Linked DNA regions of Mus musculus: region 2 is linked to region 1. The links are chromatin loops, found by intact Hi-C in ENCODE. Cell type or tissue: gastrocnemius. All regions are shown on one strand.

Evidence for each region. Peaks named below come from ENCODE experiments on the same cell type or tissue, not always from the same donor. Only the 100,000 strongest peaks of a DNase experiment are listed, where the experiment ranks them.
Region 2: a loop joins it to region 1, with 6 times the contacts of the local background. A loop is called at or near these places in 2 of 42 quality-filtered maps.

Annotation. Positions count from the first base shown.
Region 1 is chr17:10,119,495-10,124,494 of GRCm38, forward strand. No RefSeq gene overlaps it. Among named protein-coding and RNA genes, the nearest start is that of Gm34972, 24 kb to the right of the region's middle. In gastrocnemius, no CTCF peak of the experiment used is centred here; a DNase peak (open chromatin) is centred at 3,124.
Region 2 is chr17:10,198,969-10,203,968 of GRCm38, forward strand. No RefSeq gene overlaps it. Among named protein-coding and RNA genes, the nearest start is that of Gm34972, 55 kb to the left of the region's middle. In gastrocnemius, no CTCF peak of the experiment used is centred here; no DNase peak of the experiment used is centred here.

The DNA of each region.
Region 1 (5,000 bases):
CCTACAGCGTGTGTGGTCCGTGCTGCTGCTGGAGCTCCAGACACCTCCCCCTAGACTGAAGGATACAGGAGTCTGCACAAACTGGGCTACTGATCACTTGGGAAAAGAGAGCTGAACTGGTTCAGGAGTCCACTTCCAACAGAAACCAGTGTCTCGTGGGGATCAAGGCCATTGAGCTATAGGTTTATGGAGAAAATAAATTAACTTGATAAACCTTTGGGTAGATTAAAAATCAACAATCATCTCGCTCTCATTTAATAGCTCTTCGAGTCGTCATCACACACAAGCACACTAAGCTTGGGCAGGGATGGAGTCAGAGCACGCTACACTTTAGTTTCAAATTTAGCACACTCAAAAGGAGGCTCAGTTTGACAACACCATTAGAGTATGCTTAGTCAGCACTACCAAGCACCCACTTGATGGACTGAAACTGTCTCACACGCCCAGCAGACTTCATGCTCAGCACATATTAGCAGCATCTCTTTCAAGTGCTTTCTGTGAGATCTGAAGAGTTCTATGTCAATTTTTTGTCAACTTTATACCACCCCACCTCCACACCAGGAATTGAGGTTTTGCTTTTCAAATGTTTACATATGTTCACATGGCAATGCCTGGTGTAGCAAAGACAAGGAAGGAAGGGATCTATGGGAAAGACTTGTACAGATCCTTGACTATGCTTGTCTCTGCTGAACGATGTGCTTTCTCAGAGTAGAGTTAACACTGAGGGAACAAGCAATACCTAGACCCTAAGACCCAAAGGCCCACTGTCATCTCATCTAAAGTACCCAAACCATGGCGTTCTCTAGTCTGAATTCAGGGTCTTACATGTTTTCGTGATGTGCCATTCTGAGGGCACCCAGCATAGATGCTCTAGGGAAATTGCAATCAGACTAATCAGGCCAGATGTCCCTAACAGCCAATAAATGAGCTCTGGGACCTCCCCTTTTCAGTAACATAACCAACGACATTTGTCAAAAAGGCTCCCAATAAAAAACAAAAATTAAAACGAATATAGAAAAAAAAACACTTTTAATTCTTCTTATGGTTAACCTTAAGAATTTAGAGGAAATGCTGACATTTAAAAGTGAAGACATTCATGGACAGAAAGAAGAAACAGCTTAGGCTTCCAGATGGAATGTCTGGCAATGTCCAGGCAGGGTAAGAAAACAGAGGGCCAAGCCACAGATTTATGTAAGGTGGTTCAGAGACCACCACATAATGAACACAGGACCCTCGGGAAATAACAACAGCAAGAAGGAGAGTGTATGAAGAGAGTATTGATTCTGGGTTTTTTTTAAAAAAAAAAAAACAAAAAACAAAAAACACTTATTTATTTGTGGGGGAGCATGTGCTTGTCACAGCAGGTGTGTGGAGATCAGAGAACAATTTTCAGGAGTCCATTCTTCCCATCCACCATGTTGGTTTTAGGGAACAAAATCAAGTGTCAGGCTTGACAGCAAGCACCTTATACACTGAGCCATCTTGCTGGTGCTTTATCCTGGTCCTAAGAAGTGGGTGGGAGGAACCCGTAAGGATTTCTAACTAGATACTGGTCCTCACTGTGTTTAGAGCCATGGCTTGCACCTCGGTGTAGCCCCTTTAATCCTGGTCCTTTTTATCTACAGGGCTCTAGCTGAAAACCTTACACTCAGATCTCAAATTAGACCACTTAGACCTTGCTTGTTTCCTGTTTTTGAAGATCACTACCCTTTTAGATAGCAATGGCCTTAACATAAGGCCATTCTCCAAGGCTGCTCAGAGCTCTGATAGCTCAGTCACTTTCTGATCCCATGCAACAGTATATTCCATAAGACTCAGGGGTGCCTATGGCAACAGTCACACTTGGAACACTGTTTAATTTGAACAGCACTGTTGTAGAAATTTTAATCCCAATCCAGGGTTTCTACCCCACCTTTAACCATTTAATTCCCAGGTAAAAGACACGCATACAGCCTTTATAATAAGCCCTAATCAGCAGTAGAGGTAGGCAGATACCTACTCTCTATATTATTAGGATCTACTTTCCCATCGATGACCTTGAGTTATCACTTTACTATGTTCATCTGAGCTACTCCTAACTCCAATTGGCCAGCCCTCGGGGCCATGTTTTCTTGACTCCTAAGCCATGGCAACTTTCTCTTCCTCCTCTCCTTCTTCTCCTCCTCGTGGTTCTCCTCCAGTCCCTAAGGCCTGGGAACCCTAAAACTTGCCTATGTCTCTTCGGCCCAGCTATTAGCTGTCAGTGTCTTTAATAACCAATCAGAAATAACTTGGGGTTAAAGGTCACATAGTGTCACTTGGATCTGCATTTGGACTCTCTCATCTCTGGGGCAATCAGGTCTTCAGGAACCAGTATTAGCATTAGAATACAAGCAGCACCATGCCAACCCACTCCACATCACATCCTAAGAATTAGGAATGCTGGAAGACCAAATGCCACTGTAAAGTCCCAACTTCCCTCCCAAGTCTCCAGTTCTCTATTTCTTCCTTTCCCAATGTCTGCCTTTCTCCCTCACCCAGTGAATGGCAAATAGACAGACAGACAGACAGACAGACACACTCCCATGTTGCACACACAAAACCTACTGTTCAACTGCCTGAGTCCATGAGCTTGCTGTGCACACCTGTGAGAGTTGGTCACCACAGGTGTAGCAAGAGCCCACATGTAAAAACCATTGCATTTGGGTGAGAACATGGGGTTTTACCAGCCTACTCATACAATGTTAATTATTTACAAAAAGTGAGTCAGTCACACCTGCAGTCAAAACAGAACTGCATTAAATACAATTTATGATGTGCATATGATTTCCACTCTTTTATCACCTATTTGTTTTCTTAGAATAATTATGTTAAAAGCTGCTCCCTCCGGTAATAAATCCTTGCGTGTAACTTAACTCCCATTCCCATCCTTACCAGGCTCCTCTGCAATAAAAACCCAAACTCATCTGACATGTTTGCAGAGCACTTTATCCAAAGAGTCCCAAAGGCTTTTCTGCTTTCATTCTAGCTGAGGGACTGGAGTAAATTATTCACGTTACAGAGAGCAGTGAATAATGCTTCCTGGCTACTTTAACCAGCGTGAACTAAGCCAGGCTCTTGCGAGCTGTTCTTTAGGCCCAGATCCATTTGTAAGCTTGCCAGGACCAAGAGAGGCTGGACCTGCTTTCACATGGTCTCTGGTCCATCTTCCCTTCTCCATACCTAGGCCACCTCTCTCTCTCTCTCTCTCTCTCTCTCTCTCTCTCTCTCTCTCTCTCTCTCTCTCCCTCTCTCTCTCAACAGTTTAATTTTCACTCAACAAGTCAAAGTGTGGAGACAGACAATTTATAAAACTCAAGAAATAATGAATTCTGCAGTTCCCTGTTACCCTCAAAGGTTAAGGTCCCCTTGGGAAATAGCCTCCACTCTACACTCAGAGCCCCTTCCTGCCACTCAGCTGGCTATCAGCAGGGAATGCAAAACAAACAAATAAACAAAAACAACCTGGAAGGAAAAAGAATGAGTCCAAAAAGGACAGTCGCATTTGCATATGCAAGTTATACTGGGGGGAGTAATTAAAAGCCTAAGAAAATGAAGGCAGACAGGCAGACAGGATGGACGAAAGAGAGATCTCTAGCGAGGACCCAGTGAGGAAGCCCATAAGCACCTCTTTCTAGTGGGTGACATTTCTGAGAAGCAACCAGAATATCCCACTATTAATAAGTTACTTCTTTTCCATCAGTCTATACTAACTGTACATGACCTATGTGTTCCAAGAATATGGGTAATGAACTGTGAGCAAGGAGTGCTCCCTGCTTCTCTGTCCCCTACTCTTCCCTGATTGTCTCCTTTCTATTTCGTGTCATTTTCCAATATTCTGCATTTGAGTACACAGATGTGGCCTAATGTAACATTATATGCACAGTGCCATAATGAACCCAAGTGGGCAGCTATCAGTACTGTGTGCTGTGTTTAAAGACACAATTGCCAGAGTGTTTACAAAATGAGACAGCCTACAAAATATGTGAAGAATCTCATATTCTTGCACCTACTATTAATACAACAGGGGATTTGTACCGAGAATATATAAATAACTACAAGTATTAAGGGATTAAAGAATGAATAATCCAAGCTAGAGTTGGGAAAGTGAACTAAATAGGTGTGTGTGTGTGTGTGTGTGTGTGTGGTGTGTGTGCATGTGTGTGCATGTGTGTGTGTGTTGTATGTGTGATATATAATTATTAATGTGGTTATTGTGCATATGTGCATGCAAGTAGAGGCCAGAGGTTCATATCGAATATCTTCCCTTAATCTCTCTCCTCCTTTGGTTTTTGAACAGGGTCTCTCACTAAAACTGAACCTCATCAGTTGAGCCACACTGTCTGTCCAGTGAGTTTCAGGGCTCTACTTGTCTTTCTTTCCCACTCCCCCAACAACACCTCTCTCCCCACTGCCAAGTGCTAGAGCAACAGGCAGGTGCATACCGTTGTAATGCTATTTTGCACACGATTTCTCTAATCCAAACTCAGGTCTTCATGTTTGCACAGTAGGTTTCTTCCCGCCTGAGCCAATGGCCAGCCCAGCACTTTCCAAGAAGGGGATGTCCAATAAATATATGAACCATTCCATTTTTGCTCAAGGAAAGTAAAAGTGGAAGAAGTTTGTCATCTATCTGCATTTGTTTCTAAAAGCTTCAACATTCACCTCCCCAGACCCATCTAACCAGCCAACATCAACATTGCACAAGCCCTGAGCGAAGGTGTATAATGGCAATAGCTTGGTTGTCAATTCCACACACCTCGATTGAGGCATTGCCCCTCTTTAGATCGGCCTGTGGGCATGTCTGTGGGACCTGCTCATTAGTGTAGATGGCACAGTGGGAGCTGCCATCCCTGGCACATGGGCTTGGGTAGAGTGGGAATAAGCAGCTGAGCCTGGGCCTGAAGGAAGCCTCTGAGCGGCATTCTTCTTTGGTTTCTGTTCCAAGCCTTTTGCTTGCCCTGGCTTCCTTGGATAGTGAC
Region 2 (5,000 bases), 79 kb after region 1:
AAGAGTAATCCAACAGAAGAAATGTCTGGTAAGGTGTCTGACTGTAGTCATGGGGTGATGCCTAGATTTTACATGTTTCCTTTTGAACTATCGTTTCATGCACATTATTTTAAAACATTTTCTCATACATACACGTGAATGTTCTAACTAATCACATGGTAGTAACTTCTAAAGCAATCACAACTTTATATGTGGGAGTTTTGCTAGATTTTACTTGAAAGCTTCAGTGGGTTGCAGAATAACAGAAAACAGTTACTTGACCCATGGGATGTGCCTTGGAACCCCTTTAAATGCATGCATGTCTTAGGAAGGCATGTTTAATCCTTTTACAATAGAAATGAAAGGAAATTATTTCCTTCCTCCTATATGACTCCACTTTAACTACAGGTCTTCAAGTCAGCACCAGGAAACAGCAGAATGAGAGAGGTAAGGGCAGATGTTCACATTTGGTCCTTGGTACTAGGCAACATGCTGTGAAGGTCAAATAAATGACCTCATGCAACCTACTCTTAGGAGCTCTATAAGGTAGGCATTGTACCCATTTCACATATGAGAAATCTTTAAGGAGTTTCCCCCCTACCCATGTATGTGGTGGTATTCATTCATATATATATATGTGTGTGTGTATATATATATGTATATATATATATACATACACTTAAGTGTGTGTGTGTGTATATATATATATATATATATATATATATACATACATACATATATATACATATTCACCCACATATATATATATGTGTGTGTGTATATATACATACACGAATGCATGGATGTGTGTGAACATGTATAGATGCATACTGTTGTACATGCATATGATCACTTGAGGTTAACACAGAACTTTCTTGATCTTTCTGTACCTTACATATTGAGGCAGGGGCTCTCTCTTGAACCCAGAGCTCACTGATGTGGCTATTTTAGTTCCAAGGATCCCATCTTCACCTCCCAGATGCTGGGATTAGATGGACTAACACACCTACCTGGCATTTATATGCTTGGGTGCTTGGGATTTGAACTGTTGTCCTCACATTTGTATGGCAATCAGTGTAGTCTGAGCCATCTCCCCAGCCTCTGTGAGTTACATGTCCAGAATCATTAGTTAACACAGACTAATACTTCCTATATACGAACAGATTAGGACTCAAAATATTCAAATAACTTAATGGAACTTTGTAAAAATGTATGTTTCTAACTGCGACTTTTGAGTGATTGACAAGTACTTCTCACACCTCCAGTTTTGGGCTGGGGATGTAGCTCAGAAGCAGGGAGCTCATGTAGCATCTATGGCCCAGGCTCTATGTCCAACACTGCAAACAACAAATAAACTTTAACATCACTTCTTTGTTTCACAGACTCATGAACTTGCAGTCAGAAGAGGGAAGGGCTGTTAGTTGGCAAGGACATCTTCTTTCTATAGCTCTGTGGCTGTAACACTGCTGTATCAGGATTCATCTCTAGACAGAATTGCTGTGACGCATGGAACGGGGTAAACTCTGACAGGAGCTAGATCACCTCAGGGACAAACCTCTGGGCATATGTATGTCTGAGGAATTTTCTGTATTAGGCTAAGTGAGAAGGCCTACCCTAAGTGCATGCAGCGCCATCTTGAGAGCTGGGGTCTTGGACTGAACTAAAAGGAGAAAGAGCCGAGCACCAGCTTTCATTCCTGTTTCCAGACTGAATGTGGACAGTGATCACCTGAATCATGGTCCTGCTGCCAGTTTCCCAACCAACCACGCTGGACTTGATCCTGAAACCAGGAGCCACAATAAACCTTTCCTTCCTTAAGCTGCTCTATCAAGAGTACTGTTGGCTGCTCTCAGTTCTTGGTTACCCTATCATTTGACAGCCATCCTACAAATCCCCAATTCTTTAAAAGCATAGGGGTAAAAGGGTATTGAACTAACCTTTAAAACAATACCTACATTATCAAAAAGTTCTAAGTAGGATAGAAAATGGACAGCCAGATGAAAGGGCTCAAACTTCAAATGGAAAACAAATGTGGAACTTCTCTTTTCCTAAGTCCAAAAGAGAAAGCCAAGTCTCACACAGGGAATATAGGGTTATACAAATCATACACCATATGAATTGTCTAAAACCCCTCTGGAAGTTCCCATTTTTCATGTTCCCTAATGGACAAGAAGAGCGGTCTTGAAAGCAACTTAGTCACCCTTGCAGCTGCAGTCTGGCATCTCACTTCCAGCTGAGGCTATTCCATGCTTAGATTACAGTCAAGTCATTTGATTACTTTTGGAGTTCCATCTATACTTCCTAATGGCTTCTCATAGAAACTAAGTCAGAACCAAATAATTTTGGTTGCTACAAAAACAGTGGTGGTGGTGGTGGTGGGGCCGCTGGAGAGATGGCTCAGCAGTTAAGAGTACTGACTGCTCTTCCGAAGGTCCTGAGTTCAAATCCCAGCAACCACATGGTGGCTCGCAACTATCCGTAAAGAGATCTGAAGCCCTTCTTGTGTGTCTGAAGACAGCTACAGTGTACTTAGATATAATAATAAATAAATCTTTAAAAAAAAAAGTGGGACTCTCTTGGAACTCAAAGACATTTGAAGACACACACAGTCAGTCACACATTCAATAGTAAACTTCTGAGCATTAAGTTTATCACCTCAAACCAGTTGTGATTTTTCACAATCTTTAGTGAATGAAGTATTAGTGTGCCTTATTTGTTTCTATAAATGTTGGGTCACCTGAGCCATAGGTTTAGACTGGGGCTCCATTTGTTTCAGTTGTAACCTCACTTGTGTGGAGAAAGTCACTCCACAGGAGAACTTTGAAAATGCACAGGCTGGGCTGTATTTCCAGATGAAAGCTTCAATATAAACAAACAGCTCTTCTTAAGGTGATGTGCAGAATCCTGATTAGTAAAGCTATGCCACTGGAAATTCAGAGAATTCTGTGCCCATTTAGAGAAAAGTTAAAGAAAAAAAAGTTCCCTTTTCCTCCATGCAACACTGCTTCTTTTATAAACAGAACGAGCAAGCAAAGTGGAAGTATCTCACTTGAAACAACTAAATCTTACTGATCGCAGACTACTTCTAGATATATTTTCTTACCAAAACCTACAAGCTACTAATTCAGAGAGACATTATGTTTGACTTGCTGCTCTAGTTTTCTTTCTGAGATATCGAGTGTGTTTGTGTGTGTGCATGTGTCCCCCCACACATCTGTTGAGATCAAAGGACAGCTTTGGGGAATCAGTTTTCTTCTACCATCTGGGTTTCAGGCTTGGTGATGAGTGCCTTCCCCTTCTGAGTTATCTGTCAGCCTAAGAGGTCAATTTAAATCTTAGCTTCAGATCTTTCATGTTACACTTCACCCAGTAATTTCAAGTTTTACATTTTCCACAGGAAATCCTTAATTTTTGGACATCGCTTGAAATATGTTCAAACCAACTTATACTTACAATAACCTGTTTCAGTTTTAAAGGCTGCATTACTTAGAATTTTACAGTACAAAAGTTGCATTTCAAACATGTTTCAAGTATAGCCAAGGCACTGCATTCCTTAATAAAATCCACTCAAGACTGAAGTTAAATGAGTGATTCTGAACATTTTAGGATTAACTCAGTCCTGCAAGAAAAGTTACTTGTGAACATTTTCCTCATTTGGTTCACACTGTAATGTTTTAATCAGTATCCAATTAAATAAACAATACGTAAGAAGGGCATAAAGAAAACAAAGAGCAATAACATTTCCACCCCAACAGGTGATACACTTTGATGAAATCATACAGCCTGTCTGTCCATCCATCCACCCACTTTTGTAACAAGACTAATGTATAGAAAAGCAGTAATTACAGAAATCCCAATTGCCACTCAGCTCGTCTTCACTGTAAGAAATACAAACTCTATGAATGACAGTGATTTAAAAAGTCTTTTATTGTTTGTGGTATGTATGAGCTTCACATGCCATGGCTCACATGCTGAACACAGCTCTGGTTCTTTCCTCCTTCTATGGGTCACAGAGATCAAATCTAGGCTGTAAGGGTTGCAGGGAAAGCATTTTACCTGATGAGTCACCTTCTAGTGGCCACCTTTTTTGAGAAGGCAGGGTATCGAAGGTAGTGCCTGAAGATAGAAATCATATTCCTAGACCTTGCACACTATGCAATAATTCATATGTGCGATTCTTAGTGCCCTAGGTGTAATTCTAGTAGTGGTGGGCTTAAAGAGATATCTTTGAGGACAAGGAAAAAAAATCTATTTTCAGATTATGACTACTATGAGAATGTGATCTTTGAAGAGAAGATTTGGTGAAAAATCTAATCAGACTTTTAATGTGAGCTAAGCCATCAAAAGTACAGGGGTACCAGTATATGTACCTTTGGAGGTATATGAAAAGGATATCCCCTTCCAGTAAGCAGTTAGAAGACAAAGGAACTTCCAAATATAACAAGAAAAACTGGTTATCTTAAAGGATAAAGAGCTGTAAAATTTAGATGTCAAAAGGAAACTTTAATGGTGTACCTATAACATCAGTCCTTTTCACAAAGTAGATAAGGCCAAGATTTGGTTCTTTTTTAATTTAATGGTGCCAGGAGTGCACTCTAAGCTAGTAACTTCACCAACTGAGATACATCCTCACTCCTTTCCCAAGAATTCTTACATTTAGAAAACTACCTAAAAGCCATATGAATGTTTCTTAAAGATTAGCATGGTAATGTTTTGGATGCTCAGATCAGCTGGGGAACACAACAAAAGTTCACCGATTTCCTTCTTATAAACAGTGATCTGTTAATTACTACAAGTCTTGATCGTGAGGTTCTGTAATTTTCTATGCAGTGCTTAAAGGAGGAGTAGACACTTAACTCCGCTCTGTACTTTAGTATTCATTTCTCTGTGCCTGGGGCAGCTACACTGCCATCTTATTGTTGGCTTGAGAAGATGCAGCACATGCACTTGTCCAGTTTTTTATTGTATGTTGTGTACAGTCATTTGCAGTTTCCCATTCGTGTATGATTCAGGAATATCTA